Regions from separate parts of the Homo sapiens genome. Here region 1 is linked to region 2. The links are chromatin loops, found by intact Hi-C in ENCODE. Cell type or tissue: A673. All regions are shown on one strand.

Evidence for each region. Peaks named below come from ENCODE experiments on the same cell type or tissue, not always from the same donor. Only the 100,000 strongest peaks of a DNase experiment are listed, where the experiment ranks them.
Region 1: it touches region 2 in a loop (6-fold over the local background); 7 of 110 quality-filtered maps call a loop at or near these places.

Annotation. Positions count from the first base shown.
Region 1 is chr13:36,278,409-36,286,408 of GRCh38, forward strand. CCDC169-SOHLH2 (CCDC169-SOHLH2 readthrough) reads right to left here. Exons shown (of 16, transcript NM_001198910.2): 2 at 5,184-5,294. The coding sequence starts at 5,198. It overlaps CCDC169 (coiled-coil domain containing 169), which reads right to left. Exons shown (of 8, transcript NM_001144981.3): 3 at 5,184-5,294; 4 at 5,061-5,101. Among named protein-coding and RNA genes, the nearest start is that of CCDC169, 15 kb to the right of the region's middle. In A673, a CTCF peak has its summit at 4,614 (motif pointing right); a DNase peak (open chromatin) is centred at 4,653; H3K27ac peaks cover 497 bases.
Region 2 is chr13:36,837,609-36,845,608 of GRCh38, forward strand. SMAD9 (SMAD family member 9) reads right to left here. Exons shown (of 7, transcript NM_001127217.3): 7 at 7,223-8,000. Among named protein-coding and RNA genes, the nearest start is that of RFXAP, 22 kb to the left of the region's middle. RefSeq lists an enhancer at 2,512-3,246. In A673, CTCF peaks have their summits at 3,304 and 4,015 (motif pointing left); DNase peaks (open chromatin) are centred at 2,553, 3,333, 3,973 and 4,383; H3K4me3 peaks cover 359 bases; H3K27ac peaks cover 5,647 bases.

The sequences.
Region 1 (8,000 bases), 560 kb before region 2:
TTTCTCACCCCTACTCTTCCACTACACACCACATCACATTTTCTCCTATGTCCTAGCCTCTAATTGGCACTTCTTTCTTCGCTTTTGAATAATTTGCCTGAACTCTGGACAACGTGTTTTATCCTCTCCTACAGCAGAATTTTCTAGAACATTCTTTTCCTGAACATTCATAAAGCCTTCCCCTTCTTGACTTCTGTGATACCATTCTTCCAGTTGTCCCCCCATCCTTTCTCAATATTTTTCCTTCTCAATAATATTCCCTAAATTGCCTCCTAACACTTTAAATGTCAGCATTCCCCAGGGTTTCAACCTCAATTCTATTTTTCAGACTGCATATTTTTCCTGAGCAATCCCTTGTAGTTTCATGACTGCATGTGACACTTATGACTTGGTGATCTCTGTTTTCAGAGAAGCAACTTTCCATAATCCAAAACTATTTTCAGTTGCTTCCAAACCACTATCACCTGTGTAATACACACAAACAAAACTAAACTTACCATTTCCTAACATCCTAATTTCAATTTCTATTATCCTGTTCATTGTAATCCATGAAGTTATTCAAGCCAAAACTCTCAATTGTCATTAAATTCTCTTGCAGTCTTACCCAATATCTAAGTATTCATGAAATCCTCATTCCTAAATAGATCTTTAATCTGTCTCCTCTGCTCCATCCCCATATAATACTGCCCAAGCTAAAAAAAAACCCACCTTCCCTTACCTAGACTACGACAAAAGCATCCTAGCTGGTTTCTCTGATTCAATTCTAACCCACCCTGAGGAATCCTTTCTTCATGGTGGTTGGGGTGGGGGTGGGAGGATCTTTCAACCTCTATATAAAATATTTCAATAGCTTCTTATCATATACAAAAAAAATTCACACTCCCTACCATGAATACCAAACCCTTTATTATTTAGCCCCTGCATATTATTTCCAGCTTCATCGCTCATCATCCCTCTTATTTATTCCAGACATACTGAACTAACTGTAGAGCTGGGGTGTCTTTAGACAGACTGACCCAGAAATACTTTATAATAATTTGAAAATCTACCTATCTTATGATTTTAAAATTCCACTTCTAAGAACATGTATACTTGAAGCAGTGGTTCTCAAACTTTTTTATTAGAATTACCTGAAGAGTTAATAAAAATATAGAGGTGGCAAGTAGGTTGAAGGACAGGACTTGGCCTTTGTATTTTTATGAAGTGCCCTAGGTGATTCCATAACCTACCAAAGTTTATGGATCACTGCCTTAAAGCAGAGGCTGGCAAACTATAACCTAAAGATCAAATTCAGCTTCTGCCTGTTTTTGTAAACCAAGATTTTTTAGAATACAGCCCACCAATTAGGTGTTGTCTATGGCTCCCTTTATACTACAGCAGCAGGGTTGAATAGCTACAACAAAGATCAGAGATCATACAACTGCAATGCTGAAAATATTTACTATTTATCCATCTACAGAAAAGTTTGCTAAGCCTAGAGGAACACTTTGCACTGAAAGACACATATAAAGATATTCACTGTGGCAATGCTTGTCATAGTGAGATTTTGAAAAATTCATGATGTACGTAAATAGGCTAATTTACGTAATTCATGATGTACGTAAATATACTAAGGATATACACATATAATGAAATACTATACAACTGATAAAATTTACTAGATCTTTATTAACATGAATGGAATTAAATAATGAGTAAAAGAATGATATGCACAGTATGATACTTTTTATATGCATTTTTATACATACAACATGTAGAGAGATATTAAAAATAAACTGAAATAATATATACCAAATTCATGGTAGTCCTTGCCTATAAAAAGGAAACAAAAAGAAGACAGGGAGGAGAATAAAAGGGATCTCAACTCTATAAATTGTTTTCATTAAAACATTTAAAGTCAAAAAGGGACAAAGATCTGAAGATTTATAAATACTAGAATATGGAGTTGTTTGCCATAATACACTCTGTGGGTTTCAACTCAAAATTAAAACCAGAAACAACCTAAAATACCCAGTTATAGGGAAAAGTAATTGAACATTCACATTCCAACACAATGGAACATAATATATCATTGAAAAATGCACATGAAGAGAACATAACATATGAAATAATTGACTTAATTACCCCAATTAGCATAGGATTCAAAACTGTCCATGCGGTAAGGTTATAATTATATTTTAAACAACAATAAAAACTAGCTGTAATCCTTTTTCACTTTGTTTGTTGGCTGACTTATTTATTTGGTTGTTCTTTTTAATCAATATGTATGCATACAAAAATTACTAAAAACAGAACTGTCTACAGTGGATATGTTTGATTTTATGATATTCTTTTTCTATACCTTTTATTTTCCAAATAATATCAGCTGAATACATGTTGAACGAATATGTATGAATGAATTGAATGAATACATAAAATGAAATGCCTTCACTTTAAATGACTTTGTGTGTGGCAGATACAGCCAACTGTACGCTCACAATCCACTCTTCTCTTCTTCCTGTATATTCAGTAAAACACTATATTTCCTAGCCTGTCATGCACACGAAGGTGCCCATATGATACAGTTCTAACTCCCAATGAAATGTCAAGGGGAATTACTGGGTGCAGCATCTTAGAAAGCTCTTTGAAGGGGAGTAGACGTGACCGGCTTTCACCTTTACCATTTCTCCTTCACCTATGTCTTTTTTTGAATGATAACGTGAAGCAGCTGAGAAGGCGAAGCAGCCATCTTTAAACACGAGGACAAAAGCCACTCACAAATGGATGGCAGAGTAGAAACTTAGGGGAAGCCTGGATTCCTGAAGGCATTATACAGCCACTGCACCACCCCTGGACTGCAAACCTCATACTTTCTGTCACATGAGGAAAAAAAAGAAAAGAGAAAAAAAAAACTTTACTTGTTTAAACCTTTCTCTTACATTCTGCCAAATGCAACCCTTGATACATCATGCTAAAATAAAATTTTAATAAATTACCCCACTGAAAGACACTTAGAAGATAATATAACGTATCTTACCTTCAGAGGAGAAAAGTGAACCTCAAGAAAAAAAAAAGTTGGAGGCACCAACCTATTATCAGAACAAAGACTAAAGCTTCACTCTCACTTATGTGAATAATTTTTTCTAAAATATTAAAATCACACTGAACTTTACATTTCAAAATGGCTGAAACAGGCGGGGTGTGGTGACTTATACCTGTCATCCCAGCACTTTGGGAGGCGAGGCAGGTGGATTGCTTGAGCTCAGGAGTTCGAGACCAGCCTGGGACACACGGTGAAACCTCGTCTCTACTAAAAATACAATAATTAGCCAGGCATGGTGGCATGAGCCTGTAGTCCCAGCTATTCAGGAGGCTGAGGTGAGAGGACTGCTTGAGCTCAGCAGGCAAAGGCTGTAGTGAGCCAAGATTGAACCACTACACTCCAGCCTGGGTGACAGAGTGAGACCCTCCCTCAAAAAAAAAAGAAATGCTGAATGGTAAATTTTAAGTTATGTATATTTACCACAATAAAAGAGAGATAAAATTATATTAAAATGAAGTCCACTTTAATGATATAGTTTAAAGATAACATTTTATACATTTTTGTCAAATAACATATAAAATATTACACATATACTAGTCAACAACGAGTGCCCATCCTTTTGCTACTCATAAGCAAATCTGTAGTTTGAAATTATTCAAAATTAGTATTCAAACTAACACATCAATTTCATAAGTATGTCTGTACAGATTACTCCTAAACACTAAACAATCCACAACAAGGATAAAGAATCGGGAAATTTACAGATGGTATTTGAATTCATACTCTATCCCACAAAAGCAACTAATTTAAGCCCTTTTCCCTAATTGTCAATTTAACAGGAAGCCAAAAATATGTCTGCATTACACAATTATATGTCTGAATTTCACAAATATTATTCTTTATATCAAAGAATAAGACTTAGTTTTGTCCTTAGCTAAGAGGGTCTCTTGACTGGATATAGGATTGTTGGATCCCAATGCTTTTTGCTTAGTAATTGGACACTTCTATCGCTGACTCCTTGATTAGATTTCTAATCTCTGCTGCTCAGACACACCCCTCTTGGATTCATGAGTACCAAACACTCATGAAAGCACCTGTCCAGAGAATAGAGAGGACCAGTTCTGTTTATACTGAACTTTCATTCTCTTTCCTTTCTGCTTGGTCTGTGGTCCCACTCTTCGTTGTGCTAATATTTCTTCAGTCCTTTACTGTGGAGAAATATAATTCTCTGTCTCTGGATCTAAATTATTAAATCTCTTAGAGAACCACATTTTCTTCAAAAATAACACAAATACATCAAGGAAAATAAATGTATTTTTTCCAACATGAATATGTTCCAGAGTCTCAGGTAGTAGTTAGAAAACCAATTAAACGCTCCTTAGATATGCCCTAAGGTATTTTACTAAGTCATACCAGCACTTGTTGCTACTCTCCACAAGGGTGGTGATACCCACTCTGTTGAGCTAGGACTGAGCCTCAGTTATCAAGAAGCAGGTAGACAGAATATTTTATATCCAGTAGGTAGTAATAAAATTCTACCTGCAATTAAGAAAAGGCACTAAGCTTAACATAGCCCTAGCAACTATTTCTAAATGCCACAAGAGGGCGATATAACTCTATGACAGCACATGGGAAAACAATTTTTCGAGTTAGAAAAATTCCTGACTTTCCAAGATATGGAAATAAAGGCATGTCTGGGTTGAAAGTAACAAGCGTGCAAAAGGACTTATTTCTCCTCAATTCATTATTAGCAAAAACACAGTATTTGTCTATATCTTTCTCTGAAGGTTGGCGGTGATTCAAAAAGCAATATCTATACATGCTCTGCTCTTCAGGACACCTGTGAATATAGCTGGCAACTTAGTGCTCCACCTATAGCTACTCAAAAATTATTTGTTGTCCTTCAAACAGATCCCTTGAACAAAACAGTTTATTTGGACCTTGCGCTAGTCTTCAAACTTCTCTTTGAAATACGTCTGGAAAAAATAGACATAATTTCCTTCAATTATTCTTTGTGTTTAATCACATTTCTACTCACCACTGGCATTCGTTCATAGACACGAATAGAAGATAGTCTATCTACAATAAATCAAATATGAGCACTTAATGTTTTATCAGTTTTAACTCAAATTATAAAATGTACATATGATTGGTTTTGTACCTGAAGAGTTTCCATGGATTTTTTCCACTTTCTCCTTGAGATAAACAATTTGCTTTTCTAGTTCATCATTTAATTCAAGTTGTGTCTCATAACGGGTTTTCCATTCACTACCTGAGTAAAAACAGGGAGAAACAATCAAGATCACCCCACCACCTCTCATTTATTCATTAAAATAACATTATGAGCTTGATCTTACTCTATTACTATATTTGACTTTATTGGCAATACAGATCAACTAGAAGGAAATAGTTATTAAGTCTGTATTTCTGTTAGTAAGATTTTCCAGACTGCAAGAATTAGACTCACACTCAGGCTACCAAACAGCCAAACCTTATCACAACTACTGCAATTCCTCTTCTTCCCTACTTCCCACCTGCTTTTTTCTTTTACTTCTTGTGCATCCTTACAATGAATTCAATTAGAGGGAATATCAGGACATGTTTCTTTCCTTGGAACTTGAAATACCCATATATATAATATCCATATATTTCATATATGATATTTCATATACATATCCATAAATATATATATTTCAAGTTCCAAGGAAACTTGAAATACATATTTATATATTTATACATTTTATATATGTTTATGTGTATATAAAATATCCTAAACATTACTAACCTATCCAATGTCATGTTCATTTTTTTTCCTTTGAAAGCAATTCTGAAGTCTGCTGAATAACTATCACTTACGTGTCTGCCGTGTGTAAAGCACACAATGCTTCACATACATTAAGTAATTTAATCCTCATTTTAGAAATGTAGTCACCTATTTTACAAAGATGAGGAAACCAAGGCTCAAAGATGTCAATGTCAAATAACATTCTTAAGATGACAGAGCTAATAAATAAGGGAACCGGGTTTTTAATCCAGTTTTATCTGCCTTTGAAATCATATCCTCTTAACTCCTAAGCTGAAGGAACAATGTACATTTAGCTATCTTCTCAGGCATTTTCTCTTAACCTTAAGCAGTTTTCTTTCACTAAACCCTTTTAGCTATTAAAGTCAAAGCATTTTCCTTATGTCTGGGGAAAAAGAAGAATACAGCCTAAAATTAAAAGGTCTTTGTTCAGATTCAAAGCCCAAAGCTAACTTTTTCGAGTCTTTAAAGTCAGGCTTTGTAGAGGGCAAAAAGATGGCTTCTTTTTCAACTTTAAATGCTCTTCACAGGTCTGAAATAACTGCTGCTACATAACAGTTAGTGGAAGAGTTAAGGAGAAAGAGTATTAGCACATACCACTACCAACCTCCTCAGCCCTGACACAGGTCTCCCTTACACCCTCATCTCTATGCAAATGCGGTCTACCAAAGGGGATGGAACCCCCTCCCATACTGAAACTGAAAGTCATTAACCCAAAAGCTTTGGAAAGGTACAAGAAGAAAGGAGAAGCCCTGAAAGACTAAACATTTACCCAAAAGATACAGTAGAGCTCAACTGTATGGAATCATCTTTATAACTTGCTACCTAAAGTCTCCCTTTGTCATGGTATCCCCTTTCCTAACATGGTAACGGATTCTTCAGAGCAAGATGAGAATGGTTACCAAAAAATTAAAAATGCAATTTATTTTTGGCACATCTGAGTACAGTTTATAAATTTTGACACCATTTTATTTAAAAATATTATTGACTTTTAAGTCAATCATCAAATTTAATTATCAAATATAGACAAGCCAGCCAGGCACGGTGGCTCACACCTGTAATCCCACCATTTTGGGAGGCTGAGGCTGGTGGATCACTTGAGGTCAGGAGTTCAAGACTAGCCTGGCCAATGTGGTGAAACCCCGTCTCTACTAAAGAATACAAAAATTAGCCAGGCATGGTGGCAGGTGCCTGTAATCCCAGCTACTCAGGAGGCTGAGGCAGAAGAATTGCTTGAACCCGGGAGGCAGAGGTTGCAGTGAGCTGAGATTGTGCCACTGCACTCTAACCTGGGTGACATAGCTAGTCTGCATCTCAAAAAAATAAAAATTTTTCTCAAAAAAATAAAATAAGATAGATAGATAGATAGATAGATAGATAGATAGATACATAGATACATAGATACATAGATACATAGATAGATAGACCGACCTATTAGTATACAGTCGTAACCAAATGGAATCCGGCTGCTTGCCACTTACAGAGTCCAATTAATAAGAGCAAGGTCTGGCATAAAGTGGCTTTATTAACCCCAACATCAACATGGGACAACACAAAAGACCCAAGATAGACACCAAAACAAGACACACAGACCTTGTAACCAGCACAACTCCTGCATGCCTCCCATATTAAGTTTCCCTTTGAAAGCCCCCTGCCTTTTCCCTAGAAATTGGACATGGTTATTTTGGATGGGAATCTGGCCACTTGTCCATTATTAGTTTTGGTCAATGAAGTCACTTTCTCTCTACTGGACCTCGCTTTTGTTAATTGAACTATGCAATCAGCACTTACAATTGCTGGTTACAATTTTAGTGTCCCGTATGGTGAGTGCTGTATGCTCCAGGGCCTGAGCCTGCCAGTCTGGTTTCTATCAGATGGGGCATAGGGCCACCTGTGAATACTAGTTGCTGATGGCTAGCTGACCCATGGCTAGGATATTAGGGAATTTCCCAGCAGCTGCCAAGACTCTTTTGTCTTAGGGATCCTCTCTTTTCTTCCTGCTATGGTGTCTGCTACCTTCAATGCTTCACTGGTGCAAAGAAAGTGACCTCTGGAGAAGCTGAGAAACTATGGAACTAGGTGCATTAGTCAGAGTGTACCCAACCACCTTCTGCCTCTTTTGGGGTGTCGCTGGGGCTCTGCTTTATTTAGACTTGGCTGCCAGTGAAACTATAT
Region 2 (8,000 bases):
CCCTTGCTGGGAAATGTAATAGCTCATCCCTAGTGTTAATAATAGTGCTGCAGGATTTTTTGCTCCTTAGTTCAGCTAAATCTGGGTTCTTGTCTCACAGCCAGGAAAAGTTAGGCACAAGGGCACATTGAAAGGTGAAGAGGGCAGAATTTATTAAGTGAAAAGAAAACCCTCACCAAAAAAGGGGGGGGGGGGCCACCAGTAGGCTCCCACCTCACAAATTGAATACCAGGTCACCACAAACAAGCTGAAGAGACCAGGCTCCTCCCCTGCATAAGGCATGAATTCCTGGTGGCTCCACCCCATTCCCTCAGTGTGCATATGAGCCCTTAGTCTGAGCCATTCCATATTGATTTATTTCCGATATTGTGCACCTGTTAAGGGACAGAATTTTTCACCGTGGGCGTGTTTAGGCAAGCCCCCTGTGCACAATGACCTGGATGGGTCAGAGGTTCTCTGGGGACCCTTCCCTGTCTGCCTAGGCATTTGGCTCTCTCATGCCTCTATCAATAGGAGGCAGGAATTGATGGGTTTATTTCTAGCAACCAAAATGGCAAGCCTTCTCACATGATCTTGGAAAAGGAAGTAAGAATTTTGAACAGAAATCTCTTAAATAGCTGACATACAGGCATAGCAAGTTGAACAAGATATTGATCAGAACCAGAGTAGCAACCATATAATAAACTGCAGGTACTGCCTGTATTTTGTGATAAGCTGCTTACCTGAGACCTCTTGATGAACAGCAGGCAAAGTTTATCAACATTCCAAACACCTGAATGATAGGCACAACTACAGGTTTGGCTACTGTTTCCATGTGTTAGATAACCAAAAAGCCCCAAAGCACAGTGGCTCAAATAACAACCTTTTTTTTTTTCTTTTTCCTCACAATGTTGTGGGTCGGCTGAACTTAGCTGAGAGTTTCTTCTGGTAGTCTTGCTTGGGGTATCTCATGAGGCCGCATTCAGATGGGAGTGTGGCTGTGACTGGACAGTCAAGATGACCTCCCATCCTCCAGAGCTGGAGGCTTCAAACCAAAGGCCCCTGTGCAAATCCAACCCATGCTCAGTTTTTGTACTGCCATGAGCAGTAATTTTTACATTTGCAGTAATTAAACCGCTTTTACATTTTTTAATAGTTGAAAAAGAATTCAAAACAAAAATATTTTGTGATATGTGAAAATTATATGAAATTCAAATTTCATTGTCCACAAAGTTTTATTGGAACATAATCATGACCAAGCTTATTCACTTATGTATTATTTACAGCTGCTTTTGCACTACAGTGGTAGCACTGAGTGGTTGTGACAATCACAGAAACCACATGGCCCACAAAGCCAAAAATATTTACTATCTGGGCCTTTAGAGATTCTGCTGGCCCCTTCTCCAGAGCCTCTGTCCATAGTCATCTCTTTTTTTTTTTTTTTTTTTTTTGAGACAGAGTTTTGCTCTTGTCGCCCAGGCTGGAGTACAATGGTGCGATCTTGGCTCACTGCAAACTCTGCCTCTTGGATTCAAGAAATTCTCCTACCTCAGCCTCCTGAGTAGCTAGGATTAGAGGCATGTGCCACCACACCTGGCTAATTTTTTTTTTTTTTTTTTTTTTTTGTATTTTTAAGAGACTGGGTTTCACCATGTTGGCCAGACTGGTCTCAAACTCCTGACCTCAGGTGATCCACCTGCCTTGGCCTCCCAAAGTGCTAGGATTACAGGCATGAGCCACTGCACCTGACCCACAGACATCTCTTCATTCAGTAGTCTAGCATGGGGGCTTGCTCCCAAGAGTACTGTTCCAGGAAGACATGCCCCATTGTGCAAGTACTCATTCAAACCTCTGCTCGCATAATGCTTGCTAACATGCCTTTGGCCAAATTAGGTCACATAGCTAACCCAAAGTCATGTGGGTGGCCATCAACACTGGGATGTGTGTGGCTCGTTGGAGGTCACTGAAGTGAAACCTACCGTAGTTACACAGTAAGTCAGTCAAATTCTTGGTTTATTGGACAGCTGACAGCTGTTAAGAAGGACCCTATGTTAAAGGAAATGGATACAATCTAATAACATTAACAATAGATAATGGTTTTTAACCATTAACTTCCATTGATAATGGTTCTGATTAGAGCGCAAGATAACTAGTGAAACGAGAATTCCCTTATCCCCCTTGCGGGGCATGCGACATGGGTATGGCTCACTCTTTTGGTTTCCCTGTTGCTCAAACCCCTAGGAGGAGCATGCAGACGGGCAGGTGCAGAGGCCGTGGGGAGCGCTTCTGGGCTCTGACCTCACGGCAGCGTCTAGGGATGGCTGTCTGTGACTCCCGAATCCCTAGTGGGCGTCTCTTACAGTGTGCTCTTTCAGCTTTGCCGTCTGCAGAAGGATTATGTTAATCAGCTCGATAGACCCTCTGCCTTATTGCAAGGGCAGTGGCCAGTTTAACAGCTTTCTGTATCCCAAGTTCTTGCCCAGTGTACAAGAAGAATCGGATGACACGTGGGCTTGAAGGATGAGTGCAAGGTTTTATTGAGTGGTGGAGGCTCTCAGCGAGATGGATGCGGAACCGGAAGTGGGGGATGGAGTGGGAACGTGATCTTCCCCTGGAGTCCTGCTGTTCTCGGTAGACGGACGCCTCCTTCCTTCTCTGCCATGCCGCCCTGCCACTCCCGCTCTTTGTCACTCTCTGCCACTCTCTTTCTCTGCTCCTCTCAATGTCCAGCCACTTGTGTCTGTGCCTGCTAAGGTCTCAGGTTTCTAGGGCCATGGGATGGGGGCATGGCAGGCCATAGTGGTCTTGGGAAGTGCAACATTTGGGTGCGAAAACAGGAATCCCTGTTCTCACTTAGGTCTGTGGGCACAGGCCCGAGCGTGGAGCCCTCGCCTGGGGACCCCACCCTTCTCTACCCAGCACTTCCCTGCCTCCCTCTAGTATCAGTAGTAGAGTCTTGTGATAGGCTGGATAATGCCCCCACAAGATATCCATGTACTAATTCCAGGACTTGTTGATGTTGTCTTATGTGGCAAAAGGAACTTTGCAGAGGTGCTTAAGTTGAGGATTCTGAGATGGAGAGATCAACCTGAATTATCTGGATGGGCTCTAAATGTAATCACACGTGTCCTTATAAGAGGAACCCTTGCTTACAGAAGAACAAGAGATGTGATGATGGAAGCAACAGGTTAGAGAGATTCAAGAAAAGCATAGCCAGCCAAGGGAATGCAGGCAGCCTCCAGAAGCTAAAAAAAAAAAAAAAAAAAAAAAAAGAAAAGAAAAAAGAAAAGCAAGAGAACGATTCCCCCTAGAGCTTCCTGAAAGAACTAGCCATGCCACCACATTGTCGTTATCCCAGTGAGACAGATTTCAAACTTGTGGCCTCAAGAACTGTAAGGGTAAGAACTGTAAAATAAATTTATGCTGTTCTAAGCCACAAAATTTGTGGCACTTTTTTACAGCAGCAACAGGAAATTAATAAAAGTCTTCCAGTGGTAGGGGGTGAATCTCATTACGTTTCTAAGGCAAGCATTGCTTAGTATCTTGCTTATTTAAAAGATAAATTTAGCTAGTATACACAATAGTGGCCAATTAGATTGTATGCTATAATACTTGTAAGAAAAATGATTGCATACTCTTTGTTTTCTTGTTTGAGACAGAGCCTCACTCTGTTGCCCAGGCTAGAGTGCAGTGGCACAATCTTGGCTCACTGCAACCTCCACCTCCCGGTTTCAAGCTCTTCTCGTGCCTCAGTCTCCCAAGTAGCTGGGACTACAGGCACACACCACCACACCCAGCTAACTTTTGTATTTTTAGTAGAGACAGGGTTTTGCCATTTTGGCCAGACTAGTCTCGAACTCCCGACCTCAGGTGATCCACCCGCCTCAGCCTCGCAAAGTGCTGGGATTACAGGCATGAGCCACCACACCCAGCCAATTGCATACTCTGAATCAAAAAACCATTTCCCTCAAGTTAGAATATGCAATATTTATTGTACATTGAGTGCCCTCTGGTGCTTACCCAAAGCTTTCTAAACCTCAACCAAACTCGTAGAGATAAAGCTTATAAGCAGTGGGACAATTTGGAGCCTTAAACTCCCAAATTCTCAGATGTCTTCCAACATGATTTTCCAAAGCAATCTGTAGCATGTCTGGAGCAAGGATGGGGGGATCATGATTCAGGGGGCCCCAAGGAGGGTCTATCATAGACTGTTGCTTTTTAAAGTAACTAGTAGCAATGCTTTAAATTGTCATTGTAGATTTAAGAACCTGTAGTTCAAATGTCTCAGTTTAGTATGCAAAACCCTTTACCTCCAAGCTCCTGCCTATTTCTGCCTCTCTCCTTTATGTCAAGCCATCATGATTTATATGGTATAATGCCAATGGATCATTGTTTCACAAAAGTTCTTTCCATTCCTTTTAGTTCTTTTCCACTCCTTCAGCAAGTTGAAGAGCCCTCTCTTGTCCTTCAGCACTGAGCTTTGTATTTCCTTTTTATGCCAAACCAGGAGAAACAAATAGGAACTCTGCCAACTTTTGTTTGCAAACCCCTTTCACGGTAATCTATAATCTCACAAACTCCCTTAGAAAAAAATCAATTTAACATTTTTTCATGGTGTATGAAAGAAATGATTTTGTTTAAAATATTTTATTGCATATCAACATGTTTCAAACATTGTACTATAATCATTTCAGTATACCCTTCAGTATTTATTAAGACAAATTTCACTTTCCACATTCATTTAGTGATGGGCTATATTTAATTTGTTTTAAAATAATTGGGTCAAGAAAAGCAAGTGTGTTAACAAATGAATTGTAAAATGGTATTGTATTTAGCTTGAAGACCGAATGTATAAGAAAGTATATGCTGTTATGGCATCAAAAAAGACAAAACACTTTTACAGCATGATGTTCAGAATATTTGAAATTATGCTTAAATATCAATGGATTATTTTGATGATTTTTATTTATTTTTAATTTTTTATTTTTTTGAGACAGAGTCTCGCTCTGTCGCCCAGGCTGGAGTGCAATGGCACGGTCTCGGCTCACCACAACCTCCGCCTCCTGGGTTCAAACGATTCTCCTGCCTCAGCCTCCTGAGTAGCTGGGATTACAGGCACCTTCCACTACGCCCAGCTAATTTTTGTATTTTTAGTAGAGACGGGGTTTCACCATGTTGGCCAGGCTGGTCTCGAACTCCTGACCTCAGGTGATCCACCCGCCTCAGCCTCCCAAAGTGCTGGGATTACAGGCGTGAGCCACCACCGCTCCTGGCCTGTTTTGATAATTTTTCCTTCCTAAATGATGAGACTAGAGAGAAGTTAGCCTGCCACTTGCAAGCGTTCTCTTCAAAGAACACGTTGCAGGTGTGAATTCTCTTTGGCTTAAAAACCAAACTGAATATAATTTTCCTTATATTTACTCCATTTAACATTGGCATTTAGATTAAGAGTCATTCTGAGGCCTTGCCTAACATTTTTATTAGATGTATGCAAATAATGGAACCATCAGTGATCATGCGGAGGTAAACTTTCAGAATTAGTGTCTGTTAACTTGGTGTTATAACATCAAAATTCTTTATGCTTCTCATACTCAAATTCACATTGTGAAAATAAATACTTAGAATAAAAGCAATTTTAACTGTTTAATTGCTAAAACTACTTTTCCTTGCTACTGCTATGCAGCTGGATAACTATTTCCAAAATAAATCACAAGCACGCTTTTCTGATCCCTATCTGCTGTGCATGGTTACGTGATATGCAGTTGGAGGCCTGCAATGCTTTTTTTTTTTTTTTTTTTTTTTTGAGACGGAGTCTCGCTCTGTCGCCCAGGCCGGACTGCGGACTGGCAATGCTTTTTATTTTGAAAGGAGAAGCTAAATACTTTCGGATATTTTTAAAGAAAGAGCTAAAAATAACTACCATTTCTGCCTTTACAATGTGATCCCCAAAAGCCTTTCTAAACAAACAGTAGCTGGAAAATGCTGAAAATGAATAAATGGAATCCCTGTCCTTAAAGACATCCCAGCCTGGCAGAAAGATGGATAAGTAAACAACAGTGGGGTGCAGGAACTGATACTGACCATTGATGGGCACAAAGTATTATGGGAACACAGACAGCAGGCACTAACCTGCTTTAGGAATGCCTGGGATGATTTACTAAGAGAACTGCCGTGAAGGATGGCAACTTGGATCGGCCCAGAAGCCTTCCCTGGTACTCACCCAGGGCCTGATGTAGATGTCACTCGGTGGTCCCAGCAGCTTGTCACAGCTGACAGCACACTGCTTATTATTGGTTTACTTGTTCACCTTTCTCCACAAAATGGTAAGCTCCTTAAAAGTAGAAACTTTGTCATTGTATCTACAGTGCCTGCTGATGCATAAGAACTATCTGACAAGTAAATATAAGGAGTCTAGGATGATGAAAATACTTCTTCTCTAAGACGGGCTGATGTTTAAAGACAGTATTTTATGTCTGTACCATGATATGTTTAAAGAATGTGTATTCGTGTTTGAAATGCCAATACCAAATATTAGATGCAAGCACAGGGTCGGGAACCATGGGAGACAAACAAGACACAATCACTGCTCTCCAGAAACTTACAGTGTAAACTGGAGGCTTCACGGTCCCCACCAGGATCTAAACAGGCATATCTTTCATGTGTTTTTATTTTGGAGTTCCACAAAACACTTTTTTTGAATACAGAGCTCCATTTCGTTAAAAAAATTGACAACTCTGATCAAGTAAATAAGAAAGCTGCTTATAGGTAATAGAGTTTCCCCTTCCTTTTTAAGATTAGAAGGAAATTTAGATGAAAGGAATTGAGAATTTACATTTTTAGATGATGTGTTCATATTTCTTTGGATTTCATCTTAGTTTTCCCTCACCAGTTGCCTTTTAGCACCTTTCTAATAGGCAATCTGTAGCAATGTACAGATGTTTACAATAATGAAAGTGCTCATTCTTTCCTATATACTGCAATATCACGTATTTGCTACTATCCAGAAAAAGGTTCTACATATATCCTTTCTAAAGTTACTGTGAAGTATCTTCAAGAACTATACTTCATGACGGTTATTCTAAGGTGTTTAATTCAAAACCACTACCTAATTTCTCTATAGCATGTGGAATTTAACATCCCATTTTCAAAATAGAATGGTTTAAAATTAATTGACTTAAGGAGCTGCAGACCCACATACAGTGAATCTTCTATGAGGTTTACAGGAAAAATGAGCCAAAAGACATATAAGTACAGTATTCTTTATTATAAACAATCAGATAACAGTATAAGTGTGCATTTGATGGATAACCGAAGCCAAGTTATTATAATAGAAAGCATGACTTCACTCAAATAGACAGTTTCTTTGTTGTTGTTAATCTGTTTTACATTAATTTGAATTTAACATATGCTAGGATCACCTAAACTTGTCATACAGTTCTGCTATTAAAATCGTAACAGGGAAAGACAAAATGTGAAATGCATGTTATATTTTGCTTTATTTGTTGAATATATATGTGTGTGTGTGTGTATATATATATATATATATACACACTAAATATTTGGGACACAAAGTTAAGCAGGTGCTTACAGTCTATCAAGTGATATTTATGAAATGTTTTTGTTGCTGTTTTGTTGCTGTTATGGGAACATCCATATCCTTAGAAGACAATAAAAAAGAGGATTCTAAATGCTAGATGGTTGGCTAACTTCTCCTGATTTATACTGAGTGTAAAACAAAACAAAACAAAACATAAGGTATATGTGTTAAGTAGTGACATCTTTATAGTTCCAAAGCACTCGCAGCTATTAAAATATCATCTAGCTAAAACAAACTTTTCACAATTTTTTAACAGAAAAATAATAAACCAACAACAAAAACTGATCAATGTTCTGGGTCTTGTGAGCAGACCGAAATGTTACTACAGTGTTCTCTATTGTGTGATCCTTGTCCGTGGCAACCTTAAACGTGTGCTGCAGTGCTGATGTATTTATAGGCTTAGCATGTCTGCTTTATTAGTTAT